Regions from separate parts of the Homo sapiens genome. Here regions 1 and 2 are each linked to region 3. Evidence: chromatin loops called from intact Hi-C (ENCODE). Cell type or tissue: PC-3. All regions are shown on one strand.

Region 1 (2,500 bases), 53 kb after region 3:
GCCTCACCGACCTGTGGTTTGCCAACTCTTGGGATCCCATTCTTCTACAGTTTGGCCTGTTCCACCTCCACCCAAGACCTCATTCGGACAAATAGTAATTTGTCTGTTATTCATCTACAGAGTATGTACTCTGTGCCTGACGCTATGCTAAGACCCTTATTTCACTCGGTCTGCCCAATGACCCAGTGAAGTATTGTTGGTTATTGTTCCCACTCTACAGATGAAAAACCTGAGGCCCAGAGAGTTTATGGTGCGTTCAAGGCTGCAGAACACATGCATCACTGGGCTGGTACTTGGCCCCAGGTCTGCCTGCCTCCCGGGACCATGGGCCCCCGAAGCTTGAAGGAGGCACATGGAGAAATAAAAGGAACAGCCTCTGCCTCAAAGAGCAGTGAAGAAGGGAAACATGAGTAACTTTAAAAACCATGAAAAGCAATTTGTGAAGGGACACTGGTGAGCTTTAAGGCAGTCCCTTCACTGGCCTGTGAAGGGACACCGGTGAGCTTTAAGGCAGCCTGTGTCTTCTGGGGTTAACTTCAAAGAGAACACTCAAGCCCTGTCACGTACAGCCCTATGGCCCAAACCCTGAGTTTCTAGGGAAGCCTGAGGCAGATTTCTGGGTAGACCAACTGAATTTATTTGATGTCCCGGGAGCATGGTTGACAAATCATGCTTTGTGACTGATAAAGCACTTCCTTATATCACAGTTCACCACAACCCAACTCCCATTTTATAGATGAGAAAACTGAGGCTCTGAGAAGGGTGCAACTTGCCTATTATTCATGGCTGGTAAATGATCCTGAATCCTGGTCTAGTGCTATTCACAGAACAGCCCACCATTAGCAAAGCTTTGAGAAGCTTTACATTTCTTAGGAAAAATGTCTGACTACTCAGAGCCAACTTGTGCAGTCTTGCAAGAGCCAACTGTGGGCATCTCTTCCTAACTTGGCGCCCAGTGACTTCACACTGGCAGCTGGAAATTGGCCATGGTGGGAGTATTCACACCACAGAAATTGGCAAAAGCTACAAAGCAGCCCCACCTTACCCCAAGAGCCACTTCTTAAGCGTTTGCCAGCACGCCACAGCTCACATCTGTCCTATGATGACATCTCTCGGCCACAAGACACCCCCAGACCTTTCCAGCCCAGGTTGATGGGGTATAACAGGTCCTGGGAGAAGTGGGCAGCAGTTTAAATCACACACACCTACAGTCTCTGTGCCTGCACTCATGGCTGACACTGATAATCAATCACAGCTCCTTAATGAGCCTAGACAAGGTTTCACAATTCTTTGCAACACAGCCACTATCAATCAGCAGAAATTGGCACATGATATGGAACCTATTAGTCATCCTGGAAACTAGAGCCACCTGGAGGTGAGACTCAGGGGAAGCAAGTAGACGAAGCAGGAGGACCCTTTTCTAACTAATCAGGCAGGACTGAGTCTAGCCTTGGGGAGTGGCAGAGACGGAGGTGGAGAGGCTGGGTGTCCTGGACTCCCCAGACACATCTCATACCAGGCATGGGGACTAGCATTGATTGCAGCTCTCTATCCCATCCCCATTCAGCTGTTAAGGTTGGCAGAGAGACTGGAATGTACGAGCAAGGAAGGGACAGGAGCCAGTAAGATCCCCTCCAGCTTAGTTCATGCCCTGGCCCCAGGAGGTCCCCAGAGGACTCCATACTACTAGCTATGCCACTGCCACCCCTGGAGCCACCTGACAGCAACCTGAGTGGCCACCTTCCTGTAAACTCCATGGAAGTGGACTTCACACCTGGCAGCCTGGCGGGGCACTTGGTCTGGCTCCAGGGGCTTCTTGACACTCTGCCCTTGGCTAACCCCTGCTTTCAATCTGGAGGTGCCCCCTTCACTTCCTTGCTCCTTGCATTGTTTGGCAAGTGCCTGAGGGCTGGTGGGACGGGGGAGGCTCAGATGCCCAGCAGCCGGGGTTACTCCTCTCTGTGGACGCAGGAGGGTGTGCCTAAGTAGCAGACTTTCTTGGTTACCTCCTCTGCGTCCATTCTCCCTTTCTCCTCCCAACAAAACCTTAAAGTTCCTCCAGCCTCCTCTCCTTCCCGATGCAGTCCTGTGTTTCCAGGGAAGCCGTTCGCCAGCCTAGCTAGCAATGGGTAAGGGTATATGCCTGGGGCCTGGAGCCCTCGTGGAGATGGCTCTGGTGAGACAGTTTGAGCAGGCAGAGGGACAGGAGATCCCCTTACCATCCCTGCAGCTCCCTTGATGCCAGAGTCCCACATCCCTTGGAATGGGGGATAGCAGCCTGGGGCTCAGGAAAATGGCCGCAGAAGGCCACAGGCAAGGAGGGCATGGGGGACCTGGCTGCAGGTTCTGCCCAGGGGGATGGAGGGTGATGCCCAGCCCCTGGCAAGAGGAACGACAACCCGACAGAAGATGGCGCCAGGCCACCCCCGTGCCCCTCCCCCACCCAGCTGTAATTCTGGGTGAATGAAAGGGAGAGAGGGAAATGGTGTCTCGACAGCTG
Region 2 (2,500 bases), 75 kb after region 3:
CAGAGGGGAGACAGATGTGAAACTAGTCCCTGATGATGCAGTGGGATAGGTTTATGCTTGGAGGCTGGGCTGGCTCTAAGGAAGCTTTCGGCAGTGGCAGGTGACCTGAAATTGGGGAGGTGGGGGCAGGGGTGGGAATCAGGGATGGCTATCTAGGAGTTTACAACTAAGGCCAAATCGGAAGGGTAAGGGAGAGTTAACAGGCAAAGGTGGAGATGAGGGGGTTCCTGGCAGAGGGAAGAGCAGGGGCAGAGGCCTGGTGATGAGAGCCCTGCTCCTAAGCCCCAGGCTGGCTGTGCTGCAGGGAGTCCAGGGAAGTGGGGCAGGGGGGCAGTGGGGAGGGATGGGGCCCGATGGGGTGTGCTGGACATGGTCGTGAAGGCACTGGCGCCACTGCAGGGTTTCAGGCGGAGGGGTGACAGAGGAGTGTCCTCCTGAGTGACAGAAAAGGACTAGATGGGGCAGAGCCTGGGGCCCCTTCCAGCTCTGGCGCCCGGGGTTCTGAGAGCCAGGGGGCAGGGGAACGCTGGGTTGGATTAGGATGGTTCCCGACTCTGTTGCCAGCAGAAGCCTCAAGAGACCAGTTTTCCTCCCTGACGTCAACTTAAAGGTCACACAGATCCCAGGTTTCCTCTCAGGGGCCTTTGAGGGCCCCTCATTTTGTTCTTTTACCCAGATCCCTCAGGAATCCCATGACATTCCCAGCCTGGACCACCTCTCAGGGTAATGAGTCCCCTGAGGTCCTAAGTTGCTGTGAGAAGCAGGACTTCCTTTAATTTGTCCTAAACTTACCTCACTCAAGTTTCAAAGGGGGCCCCATCATCCCAGTATTTCAGGATTTAGTGAGCAAGGAAATGCACTGTGAAGCTGCTGAGGTGGGGAGGGGAACTCAGGACATCTGACTCCAGAGGGCCCCCCTCAGCCAGGCAGACAGGCCACAGGCTCTGCCTCCTCCATCCAGCCCCTCTTGCTCCTAAGCTGGTGAAGTGGAAGGGGAACCAGCAATTCAACAAACTGCTCACTCTAGCAAGTGGACTCCACGCTGGGGGACACGCAACTTAAAGGACCCCGAGTCACCGAGTCACCGGGCTCCTTCGATGCCGCTGTCTGTCCCTCCAGCCCTGTCCCCATCTCTCCAGGAAACCTGCCCCTGACCCCCAGCACCTGGGCTAAGCATTCTGCAGCTCCAGCAGCTTCACAGCCCAGCCCAGTCAACAGCTCAAGTCAAGAAGCCTTCAGCTCTGCCTGGTTTCTCTCCATCTCTCACCCGACAGCCAGCCCATCAGCAAGGCCTGCTAGCGTCACCTCTAGCACATACCCAAAATCTGCACACTCTCCCCATTTCCTCTGTCACCACTGCCTCTCACCTGGACACCGCAATTGTCCAGGACACCTATTGGCTCCTCTCCACTCTGCCTTTGTAATCCATTCTCTGCCGGTGCCAAGAGGACTGGAAAATGTAGCCCAGAGCCGGTGGCTCCCCCTCCTAAAACCTTCCTGTGGCTTCCTGGCTCATTGAGGGTGAAATGTACAAATACCACAGGCCAGAGTCACACGAGGCGCCACAGGACTGGCCCGCGCCCTCCCTGAGCTCTCTCTCTGCTCTCTCCCTGTCACTCATTTCACCTGGCCACACTCTGACCTTTCTCTTCTTCAGACACACCAAGCTCATTCCGACCTCAGGGATTTTGCACCGGCTTTTGCTGCTAACCAGCATGCTCATTCCCCAACCTCTGATTTAATTCTTTAATCAATTTATCTCATGGACACTCTTCTAGTGCTTTATGCTGTGACAAGTTCAGGCACAGCACTTCTCATGCTCAGGATCATCTGTTAGCTCTGCGTGGTGGGCTCCCCTTGTCATTCAGATGTCACCTTCTCACAGATAACACTGCCCCCCACAATGCCCTATCGAAAATATCCCCTGGATCACATGGTCAGCCTTAAATATATACAGTTTTTAATTGTCAATTATACCTCAGTAAAGTGGGCCGTGGGGGGAATCCTTTAAAATTGTCTTAATTTATTTTCTTCATAACAATCAGTGGATATTTTCTTGTTAATTTCCTTATGTGCTTATTTTGTTGATTTCTCTCATTACACTGGAAGCAGGAAGAGGTCAAGACCTCTGTCAGGTTGGTCCTCATATCACTAGAGCTCGGTGCCACTGCACATGGCAAGCGCTTCACAAGTATTTGTTGAACGAACGAACGAACGAATGAATGAATGAATGGGTCACCTCTCCCCTGGAGGCTTCCAAGACCATCGCATTCTCCAAATACCATAGCTGACACATCCAGATTGCAGGATATAACTGGTGAAATATTTCCTGTGGACACTGTTCAGAGGCCCAATCAGGGGATGGGTTTCTAGAGACAGGGTCAGGTCTTGTCCATTATTGTGTAAATGCAAAAATAACAACTGGCACGTGTGTAGCAAATAGCAATCCACTTCGCACTTTCAATGGGGCTTCACACGCAGGAACTCACTGGCTTCGCCA
Region 3 (2,500 bases):
TGCAGTTCCCATAGGCTTAAAGGCAGAGGGGATCTGGTGTTCTCTGGCTTCCTTCTCAGCTGTCCACACTCTCCCTTTCCTGCCATCTTACAGGAGGTCCTCGTCCATCCTTCTCCTTACCAAGGCTAGAGGACTTCCACCCTCTTCCTCCGTGATGGGTCTTCCATGCAAGTGTCCAGTTAAGCTTCTTAACACACAGGCTGGATAGCGAGACCCCTGCCTTAAAACATCCTTGGCCTGCTGTTGACAGTAGGAAAAGGACCAGGTTCCTGAGCATGACGTTCTGACCCCTGCTTCCTTCCTAGCCTCATCACCTGATATCATGTCATGATATCACTAGTTTCTGTGTCCTGCTAGTTTCTGTGTCCCTGAAAACACTACCCATTTCCACGGTCTGTCTTTCTTCCATTTCAACTTAAAACCCTATTCATCATTTGGAGTCTTGGTTGATAGAGCACCCAGTTCTTGTCTGGTGCCCTGGGCTGAGCTGCCCTCGCACACTGACTCCTGCACCCCTATGGACCACAGACCTGAGGGCCTCTGAGTAGAGAGGGGCTCTGCCCTGTTTTCAGCCTGCAGAGGCTGTTTGATGGGAGTGGGGCCCTTTTATCTCTTCTATGAAGCTTTTTGCTATCCCCTATAACTCAGCGCTGCATCCTCAATGCGACAGGGACCACTTAGCGTTTGTAATCGGCACACACAAATTTATGTCTGCCTGAGATGGCTTCACTTTTATCCTCTTTGGGCCAAGTCTCTAAATTCTACAGAAGGCCTAGAATCTTTAGTTCCCAATGCCAGAGCCCTCTCTCAGCATGACCCCACCAGTGACCCCTGAACCATAGGTGGGATGGCAGAGCTAAATTCAGGAAGTTACCATGGCTGAAAATCTAGAGCCCAAGGCTTGCTCTAGACACTAACTTCCTTCTTGTGGGACTGAGAGAGAAGGGCACAGCCACTTACTGCAGCTGCCATGTGTCTGCACTGGACTGAAAAGCTTTACAACCTTCCTCTCTTCCATCTCCAACAATCCCTTCCAATGTGGGAGTGGACGTTATTCTTGCTTCACAAGTAAGCTAACTGCGGCTCACAGAGGACAGGTATGATTGCCAAGGTCATGCAGCCTAGGGCTTTGGATAGTCTGTTGTCTGTTATGCCAAGGTACTTATTTCTCTTGGCCAACCCAAGTATCAGATGGACTGATGTTCCGTCTGCTTCCACCAAACAGCCTTTGCAGGCTGAAAGCGGAGCAGAGCCCCTCTTTGCTTGGTGGGGGTCCTTAGGTCTGTGGCCCATCATAGGGGTGCAGGGGTCAGAGTGTGGGGGCCGCTCAGCGCAGGATGCCCAGAAAAGCTCACTGCCTGTGTGCACAGCCGCTCTGTGGCCAGCAGAGGGCGTGACAGTACCTCATCTGAAGTCTGGCTACTCCCGCCACAGCGGTCTCCAAGCCCTCTCAGTAGTACCAGCTGAGGGCTCCTGTCATTCTTTCCTTTGGAGGGTCCCCTGCTAGCATTCTGAATGACCAGACCAGTTTGACTCAGTACAGAGGCCCCCACAGTCCTCTGGTGTGGGTGCAGGTGGGAGGTCAGCTTGGGAGTCCTTGACTATTCAGAGGCCCCCGTCATCCCTCTCTTCTACTTTCTCTGTCTTTTCTCTTGCTTTCCCTCAATGCCTCTGCCCTCTTCTTCCCACCTCCATTTCGAGGAGCTGGGCTGGCAGTGCAGGTGACCACAGATAAGCCACTTTCTCCCACTGGTCCAGGGTTCTTGGTTGCAAAGTGCGGTTAGATCAGATACCTCCCATCCACTGGTGCTCCTGTCTCTTCCCACCCACCCCAGCCCTTTCTCTGCTCCCCTGCACAGCCCTTTGGAAGGAGAGAGGCCAAAGCTGGGGAGGTGCCATTTGGCTTGGTTGGCAGCTCCAGAAAAAGGCTCTGTGGGGTGGGGAGGGACTCTTAGCTTTGGTTAAAAATGCAGCTCTAGGAGGGGTCTCAGTGGGTCCCTGCTCTCCCTTCCTCCTGCCCAGAGGGGTGCTCCTGCAGGGAGGAGGTGGTGTCTGCTTCAAGCTTGTCTCTGGGCTTCTGTCTCCAATCCTGGAAGAAACTGTGCAGAGCAAAACCCCGGAGCGTGAGAGTCTCCAGGCTAATTGGGGTTGTCCTCAGCCCCTGTTGATGTGAGTGTGTAAAGACACAATCAGGTACTCAGGGGAAATCAGAGCCCCAGGAGCCTCCTCGGGAGGCAGCCCTCCTTGTTAGGGTGGCTGACCTTCGCCCCTTCCCTCCTCTCTGGGTCAATTCTCTTAATTTCGCAAGTGACCCGGGCTTCCTTGATCCCCATGGCAGGGCCTCCCTCCCTCCCACCCCCTTGCTTGGCAGGAAGCAGGGGCGCCCCCACTGGCCTCCCCCAGCTGACCTCGCTCTGCCGCTCACTCCACTCTCATTAGGCTCACTCCCTGGGGCTTGTCTCCAGGGACCTGCCCCTGCCTGACCTCTGAACTGGGGAAT

Evidence for each region. Hi-C counts contacts between places; a loop is a spot of excess contacts. Peaks named below come from ENCODE experiments on the same cell type or tissue, not always from the same donor. Only the 100,000 strongest peaks of a DNase experiment are listed, where the experiment ranks them.
Region 1: it touches region 3 in a loop (11-fold over the local background); 12 of 110 quality-filtered maps call a loop at or near these places.
Region 2: it touches region 3 in a loop (3-fold over the local background); 2 of 110 quality-filtered maps call a loop at or near these places.

Annotation. Positions count from the first base shown.
Region 1 is chr10:69,860,525-69,863,024 of GRCh38, reverse strand. The region is part of intron 2 of COL13A1 (collagen type XIII alpha 1 chain); the gene reads right to left. Among named protein-coding and RNA genes, the nearest start is that of COL13A1, 60 kb to the right of the region's middle. RefSeq lists an enhancer at 1,769-2,474. In PC-3, CTCF peaks have their summits at 1,376 (motif pointing left) and 2,438 (motif pointing right); a DNase peak (open chromatin) is centred at 1,364; H3K27ac peaks cover 2,272 bases.
Region 2 is chr10:69,838,898-69,841,397 of GRCh38, reverse strand. The region is part of intron 2 of COL13A1 (collagen type XIII alpha 1 chain); the gene reads right to left. Among named protein-coding and RNA genes, the nearest start is that of COL13A1, 38 kb to the right of the region's middle. In PC-3, no CTCF peak of the experiment used is centred here; DNase peaks (open chromatin) are centred at 1,527 and 2,287; H3K4me3 peaks cover 698 bases; H3K27ac peaks cover 773 bases.
Region 3 is chr10:69,913,722-69,916,221 of GRCh38, reverse strand. All of the region lies in intron 17 of COL13A1 (collagen type XIII alpha 1 chain), which reads right to left. Among named protein-coding and RNA genes, the nearest start is that of LINC02636, 94 kb to the left of the region's middle. RefSeq lists a silencer at 1,313-1,402 and an enhancer at 1,463-1,512. In PC-3, CTCF peaks have their summits at 1,120 and 1,383 (motif pointing right); a DNase peak (open chromatin) is centred at 1,401.